Linked DNA regions of Homo sapiens: all the other regions are linked to region 2. The links are chromatin loops, found by intact Hi-C in ENCODE. Cell type or tissue: ascending aorta. All regions are shown on one strand.

The links. Hi-C counts contacts between places; a loop is a spot of excess contacts. Peaks named below come from ENCODE experiments on the same cell type or tissue, not always from the same donor. Only the 100,000 strongest peaks of a DNase experiment are listed, where the experiment ranks them.
Region 1: it touches region 2 in a loop (1.8-fold over the local background); 2 of 110 quality-filtered maps call a loop at or near these places.
Region 3: a loop joins it to region 2, with 2.0 times the contacts of the local background. A loop is called at or near these places in 8 of 110 quality-filtered maps.

The regions. Positions count from the first base shown.
Region 1 is chr14:72,557,931-72,560,430 of GRCh38, forward strand. All of the region lies in intron 17 of RGS6 (regulator of G protein signaling 6), which reads left to right. Among named protein-coding and RNA genes, the nearest start is that of MIR7843, 42 kb to the left of the region's middle. In ascending aorta, no CTCF peak of the experiment used is centred here; a DNase peak (open chromatin) is centred at 1,049; H3K27ac peaks cover 2,164 bases.
Region 2 is chr14:72,811,592-72,814,091 of GRCh38, forward strand. All of the region lies in intron 1 of DPF3 (double PHD fingers 3), which reads right to left. Among named protein-coding and RNA genes, the nearest start is that of DPF3, 81 kb to the right of the region's middle. In ascending aorta, a CTCF peak has its summit at 1,132; a DNase peak (open chromatin) is centred at 1,020; H3K4me3 peaks cover 1,240 bases; H3K27ac peaks cover 2,248 bases.
Region 3 is chr14:72,713,838-72,716,337 of GRCh38, forward strand. DPF3 (double PHD fingers 3) reads right to left here. Exons shown (of 11, transcript NM_001280542.3): 6 at 586-664. Among named protein-coding and RNA genes, the nearest start is that of DPF3, 180 kb to the right of the region's middle. In ascending aorta, no CTCF peak of the experiment used is centred here; DNase peaks (open chromatin) are centred at 496, 1,464 and 2,014; H3K27ac peaks cover 2,201 bases.

The sequences.
Region 1 (2,500 bases), 250 kb before region 2:
GGTAAGGAGTGGGAAATTCCAAGGCATAGATGTCATAGCTGGGACTTTTTTTTGTCCTAATTTTTTTTTTCTTTTGAGATATAATTATGCACGGTAAAATGAACAGACCTGAAGTACATGGCTCAATGAATTTGACAAGTGTATGCACCCGTGTAACGTATACCCCATCACCCTAGAAGGCTCCTTCATGTCCCTTTCCAATCAATTTCATCCTTCTCCCCCAGGGGCAACCGTGGTTGATTTCTTTCCCCCATAATAGCCTGGATTTTGATTTGGCAGACTTGAGATCTGTAACTTCGGTCTTAGTTCATCTGAGCAGATCAGCAAAAGAATCTCATCAGAAGCTCAGATGTCTTTACTCTCTTAGCATTGAAAAAGATCCTCCCTGAGCCGCTAGTGCTTGGCTCTGCTGTCCCCCAGTATGCCCCAATCTGACCCCCAGGGCTACTCTCTGAGCCACAGCCCTCCTCCCAGCCAAAGAAAGAGTTTAGCATCAGTCTCCCAGGTAAGTAAGTGGCAAAAGCTCTTGGTAACCCAGATAGTGCATGCTTTGTTGATTAATATGTGGAAGTGCAATGCACAGAGCCACAGCATGTCAAGCAGCATGTTGATTTTTCTCACTGCACAAAAGGGGGCTATTCCTTTTGTGTGTTTCCTTTCAGAAAACAAAGGATTCCATGACCACCTTCTTCCAGGCTCCTAGCCATCAAGATGGCCACAGAGCTGAAATGATTAATCAGAGCGGAGGGTGGGAATTGAATGTGTGGGTGTTAGTGAACCCAGCACTGAGCCCATGGTCCATGAAATTGAAGGATCCCAAATTCTACTGGATTACACTTTGCCAAATGTCTCAAAGGTGAAAAGCACTTTGTCGGTATGCAAAGCTTTGGTGTCTCTGGAATGTACCTTCTGCAGCTCAGTTCTTAATCACTGTATATTTTTTCACTTGGACAAAGGCTGCCTGCTAATAGCATTTTCAACCATCCTCAGCTGCTTCGCTCAGCTACGCCAAGGCCTCGGGCTGAGCTGGCTGCGGTTTCCTGGCACCATGATCCATTCCCAACTGACCAACACTGAGGAACATTACACACTCACACCCTGAAAAAAACCTGCTTCCTCTGTAACTATGCAAATGCCAGACACAGGCAGGCAGAATTACCATTCCCCTTCTGAAGTGGTTCCTTCAGGATCATCCAAACTGGAGACAGAGATGAGAGTAAAGAGACGGGGCAGTGCCCTGGAGGGTACAGGCAGGAGCTCCCCTCTCTCTGGGCACAGCGGATTCCTCGGGAGCTTCCTGCAAGCCTATAGGGGCATGCACTTTGGGGCAGCTCATCTCTGAACACAGGTAGCCTCTACTATCAGATTTCACTTTGATCACTGAAAACTACAGGAGTCTCAGCTCTTCAGAAGGGAAGCAGCTGCTGAGCAAGTGTGATTGCAGTATTTCTTCCCCAAAGCCCCGGGCCAGGCATCTACCCATGCCCGCATCCTGCATGATTAACCGCCTTCCAGTCTGAGCCTGCCCTCACTCACGCGGGAGGTCACTGGGTAGCGAGTAGATTGCAGCTGGGCTGAGCTGCCTCTCAAGCCGACCTGAACCCTCATGACCTCCATCTTTAGCAGCAAGCTGGCATTTGGTAAATGCGCGAAAGCAGGAGTGGGGAGAGGGAGACAAAAATGCCAAGCAGCACCGCCTGGGTTGCTGAGAGGTTGGGAACAATCCCAAGGGTGGCCCCTAAGCTGGTCAGCTGCACCATCCTACCCTGAAATCCTGGGAAATAAAAGCAGTCGGGGGAAGCGAGGAGCGGGCAGTGACAGGCTGGCCACAGGTCCTTGGAGTCAGAGCGGTGAGGCTGAGCTCCAGGATTTAGTCAGGAAGAGAATAATTAGCACCTTCAAGCCCAGCCCAGCCCAGCCCATTCTGTAGAAAGGGGAAGGGTTGAGGGTATGGAAGCCTCAGGGCCAAATTCACCTAAAACAAATAGACACATAATCCTCCAGAAATAGAATCTCCAACCTCCCTCAACCCACAGTCCCCTCTCCAGCCAAAATAACCTTGTTAATAGGAATGAGGCTGCAGTGAAGGTTTGGGCAACTGGTAAACCTCACCTCCTTTGTCTCTGGGCTTTGAATGTACTCATTGGCAACAGACTCTTATTCAGAAGCTTGAGTGATTTTTTTTTTCCCATCCACCAGCTAAATGAGAGCCCCAAACGCTGTGGATAGCAAACTCAGAACATATATATTTGGGTACATAATGTGTGATTTGTGGCCCTGGCGAAGGAGGGATGGGAGGAGGAGGAGGACCTGATATTGGTGTGTGGTGGTTATCACAGCAATAAGTGGCACCTAAAAGGAGAGCAAACTTCCTTTGTGCCTTTCATAGGACAGGGATGGACATAGGTAACCGGGGGTAGGGGAGGTTTGTAAGAGCTCTCACACAAGGAGGCCCCTAGGCTCAGCAGCCCCGTGTTTCCCCAGCAAGGATGCCCCACAC
Region 2 (2,500 bases):
TTCACCACACCGATCACCAATGAGGCAAGTCAGAAATTTCCAAAAAGTCTCCACATTTATTTTTCTACCCAATAAACCAGACATGATAGAGGAATTCAAATATAAACAAGACATAGGCCCTGCCTTCCAGAGCTCCTAGGCACACAAATGTTAGTCACTTTACACTTTGCAAAACACTTTCACATATATTGTCTCTTGTAGATCCCCCCATCTCACATTGAGATGGGAAGGGCAAGCTGTAGGTTACTCCCATTCTGCAGATGAGAACACTGAGTTTTGGAGAGTTGGTGGCTTGCTCCAGGGCACCCAGCCCTGGAGCGGCAGAGAGGGAGCTGCAGTAAAGTCTTGAGTCCAAGACAACATTGGTGTGGCTGTTTTCTTTCAGCCTGTCTTGCTGCCTCTCCTGCCGTCTTGGAACCTCTTGCCTCCTTCAAACAGAAGCCCCTGCACTGAGGTCTCTTGTATCTAAGATCTGCCCCAAGTGAGCTCCAGGAGGCAAGGAGGGAGGCCAGCCATGTTAAAGACCAAGTTAAAGACCAAAGTGGCTGCAGCACCATGAGATACCAGTGTAGTCCCCCACCTTCTCTCATAGTCCCTTACCCTGAGGCTGCTCCCACCAGCCCCGCTTACCTTTTTCCCATCCCCACCCCCGGCCCCCAGCCTCTCCCATCCCACAGGCAGGGCAGGTTCCTGGTAACAGCATTGCCCAGTGTTGTCAAAATAGCGAGGAGCTGGAAAGAATTCCAGAATGAAATCTATGTGCCTCTGCAGCCTCCCAACTGACTGCCACTGTGGCAGCTAAACCCGCTAATGTGCTAAGCGTTTTCTGGCAGGGCCAGGAGGCAGGGTTGGTATTTTGGGAGCTGGGAGGGGCTTGGAGGCAACATCCTCGGCAAGTCTGGGAAGGAGGTGGAGGCAGGGAGGCAAAGGGAACCGACCCAGAACACTTCCCATGACGTCACCGAGAGCCACCTGAGCTGCACCTCAGGATTCCTGAAACACTGCTGGCGGAGCGGAGAGTACGGAGAGTACGCTGGGCCCGGTGGGCAGGGCTCAGCAGGGCATGGAGGCTTTGTAGCTAGGCCTGGGGGGAGAGGGCGCTCTAGTATGCCACTTGTCATGTACACTTTTTCTGCTGACACAGAGCAGTGTGCAATGCGTCCGGGAGGCTGGGCAGCCCAGGGCTGGCCCAAGCTCTGTTTGCCTGAGTTGGCAGTGGCAGGGCCCATGGTGACCAAACAAAAGACGGGAAGCCAAACGCCCAGAGGCTGGCGGGTGAGGCTCCCTGAGAGGGCTCTGAGGATACAGGCACTGGCGAAGAAGGGCCAGGGGCTCATAGGGATAGGAATGGGGTTGGGGGCAATGGGAACTTGCAGGCAGGGTCCCCTCTGGTTTCCCAGACACACCGCATCGCCTCTGGGCATCAGCCTCTCCACACTGTCCTTGCTTTTCGGGGGCTCCTTCGAAAATGCTTCAAACCATGACACCAGGAAGGGGAGCAAACCACCAAATCTGAGATCCAAACAAGGTCCCAGCATTCCTTTGTCCCTGATGGGCTTGGCTCCAAATTCTGGGAGAAACCAGAGGGTTTTGAGAGAGTCAGGAGAGGGGTTCAGGGGACAAAAAATAGGGCTGGTGAAGAATTCCTTCCGGGAGCCGTCTGGTAGCAGGGAGTACCGTGGGTGGCAAGGCCGTGCTGCTCAGGTGAGGGGACATGGTGTCATTCTGGGAACAGATGAGCCAGTAAAACCCTGACAGGATTCAATCTGGAGGAAAAAAATCCCAGCTGATAGGAACTGCTGAGCGCTTGCAGCTTTTAAAGCCCCTCTAGCAAAAGGATCTGCAAAAGCTTTGCAAACTCTGACCACGCAGCCAGTCAGCCACTTCCCAGCCCACAGCAACGAGAGAGTTTTTGCTACATCAGAACAAACCCACTCACAAATATCTCATCCTGGCCTCCCCCCCGGCACCCATTCCTTTTGGGTCTGTGTGCCTGCCTTCCTCAGAAATGACATTTTGTCAGAGCAGTGAGAGATAGTGTTGCAGGGGCCAAAGGCAGCCAGGGGGCTGGACTGCAACTAGGCTCCCCTGCTCACTAGCGGCTGACCCCAGGCAGGGCACTTAACCTTTATGAATCTCATTTTTTAATCTGCAAAAATGCAAATAATGAAGCTGCTCTTACAGAGTTGGTGAGAGGACTAAATGAGATGATGGATGCTGGGGCTCGAGCACAGAGATGAGGGGCTCCATGACGGCTGGTCCCCCTCCTTCCCACCTTCCTCTCCAGGGCCCTCCGGCACCATAATCAGTGTGGGAAGGATGCAGAACAATGGGAGTTTAATTCAGAGGTTGGCGAGGCAAAGGCATACTTTAATAGAATTCTCTCTCGCCCAGTACATGGTTTCTTGTCCACCCCACCCACCTTTCCCCATCTCTACCGGCTGATAGTCTCTCAGCTAGTAGACCTTTTCTTGTTTAGCAGGGCCACTTTTTTTAAAAA
Region 3 (2,500 bases), 98 kb before region 2:
AGGAGCCAGCCAGGCAGTCGCTTGTCCAAAAGATGTTTCTGAAGCAAGCAAGAAAGGCTGGAGATAGATTGAGGGCCATTTATTAAAGTAAGTCATCGTCATAGAAAGATTCATAACTTGCCCTACCTAGGACAGGAGAGGAAGAGGGAAAGGAAATTAAAGGGAAACAAATGAAAAGCCATGGCGAGCCAAGTACCTTTGTCGGAGGGTTTTGAGTTATGCTTTTGTTTGTAACTCTCTGAAATACAGAAAGAAATAGAGGATGAATCTTAAAGGAGACAGAGCGCGTGAGAGAGAGAGCCGGAGGAGAGCCACACAGGAGGCATGGCAGGAGGTGGGGGTGCAGAACTGAGGGTGGGGGCCACCCCAGCTGGCTTCCCCTCTGCAGAAACCCCCTGGGGCAGCAGAGGCCCAAGGAAGTGGTGACTGCGGTGGAGGCGGCAGGCGAGTAAGCTGGGGTGCAGACAGAGGAAGAGGAGAGCACACACTGAGGTTGGCAGGCGGATGGCCAAGGAAGCACAGGGAAGAGGGGCCCTGGGGGCAGGCGCACAGGGAGGAAGGAAGGTGGGACCGGCCCATACTTACTGTCACAGACGTAAGGTTTGTCGTGGTCTTCCTGAGAGGCGGCGTCGTGCCTCCTCCTGCCCCCTGCAGAGCCGCGAGCCTGGGGAGACATTGGGGTACAGGATGCTTGTTACCATGGTCATCACTACAGCTCCGGAGCATGCGCTCTGCGAGCTCCTTACACCGTCTTCATCCCAACTTTTGTGCCAACACCAGTCCCATCTTACAGGGGAGGAAACTGAGGCCCAGAGAGGTCAGGAGACATGCCCCCAAATCACTCAGTTGCTCACCTGTATCACCTCATTAAATGTTCACAACTCCAAGAGGTGGTTTCTACTAGGGTCCCCATTTTACAAACCAAAGGACTGAAGCCATAGAGAGGTTAAGTAGCTTGCCCAAGGTCGTTCGGCTACTCAGGGCAGCTGTACTGAAAAGCCCTCCTCTACCAAATTCCCACACACTACCGTGCCACTGAGGCCGCTTCCTCCTGCTCCTTAGCCTCCTAGCTTCACTGACACAGCTGAGGTTGACAACCCCAGGCCCCTCAGCAGACCAGCTGATGCACGTATCAGGAGCAAGGCCTGACGGGGGCAAGGCTAGGCTTCTGTGTCCATCCCCGCAGTGTCGCAAGAGCCAGACAGTCCTGACATCCAGGCCCAGTGCACGAGTGTAGCTACAGGGGAGCTCCCGCCACCAGCCCATGCTTGGCCTACTCAGTAGGGGTGGGCTTTGGCTAAGGCCTCCCTGTGTGGTCTGCCTTGGGCCTTCAGCCAGTGACGAAGACCTTGACCCCCATGGTCTCCTGGGCTGGACTTCTGATACCACCACCCTGTGTGAATCTCCCAGGGTGGCGGTGGAATGAGCTCTACCTTCAAGAATCAAAGAGCCCAGTCAGAGAGGTTGCTGGCAGCTCTGCAGCCCCAGGGCGGTGGTGACAAGAACACAGCGAGGTTTATTTTTAAACCTTTGTAAGTCCCACACTGGTCACGTGTATAGCACCCTCGCCTCTCCAGGTCATTCTTTGGTAATGAGTAGCAGTCAACTCCCAACCAAGGAAAGGGCCTGTCGGGGTCTTTGGGGACAGAGAGGAAGGGGCAGCAGGTGAGGAATAAGACCTGGCAGCAGCCTGGGGTGCAGGGGAAATGGGGCAGCCCCTGGGGCCTGGCTTGGAAAAGTGGCCATGGGGACTTGATGGTGGAAAGGCCTTGGATACTCTCACACACACACTCACACTCTGTGCACACACACACTCCATGTACACACTCACCGGGGACTTCACAGTGGAAAGGCCTGTACCCTAGGCCTGCAACACACCCACTCAGAAAACACACCCACTTCCCAATCAACACCACCTGCCAAGCTACCACCTCTGCCACCTCCTCAGCTTGTCTCTCTCCAAAACAAATTCCACTTCCTCCCTCCCTCCCACCAGTCTCCCTCCCCACCCCACCCCTGCAGCGCTGACAGCCAGCAGCCCTCCTCCCCTCGCCCTCATTACTCAGAGTTGACCCCAAGAAGGATCTGTAGGTGCTGGCAGTCACCCCGGGCACTGACAGGCCTCCTGCCTGCCCGCACTGCCGAGGGTGGTCACCCTCAGCTGCCCTCCCCCTCCACACCCCTCTGTGAAGCCAGGGACAGCTTGACATGTAGCCTGCAGCCCTGTCACAGCCGCCTCTGAGCAGGTGAAAGCAAGTCAAGCAGAATGACGAGGCAACAGCAGACTGGGGAAGGGGCTCTGGGAGACTAAAAATACCTCCATGGGGAAGGGGAGGAGTCGAGCAGAACTGGATGTACGAGGGCTTCTGGGGGAGCTGCCAGCAGGAAAGGGAGGGTGCTGTGGGAGCCAGGTTTTCATCTCCTACAGCAGGGCTGACCAGCAGAGTGACTCTGTGCCACACTCGCTTTGCCTCAGTTTCCTCAATTGCAAAATGGGGAT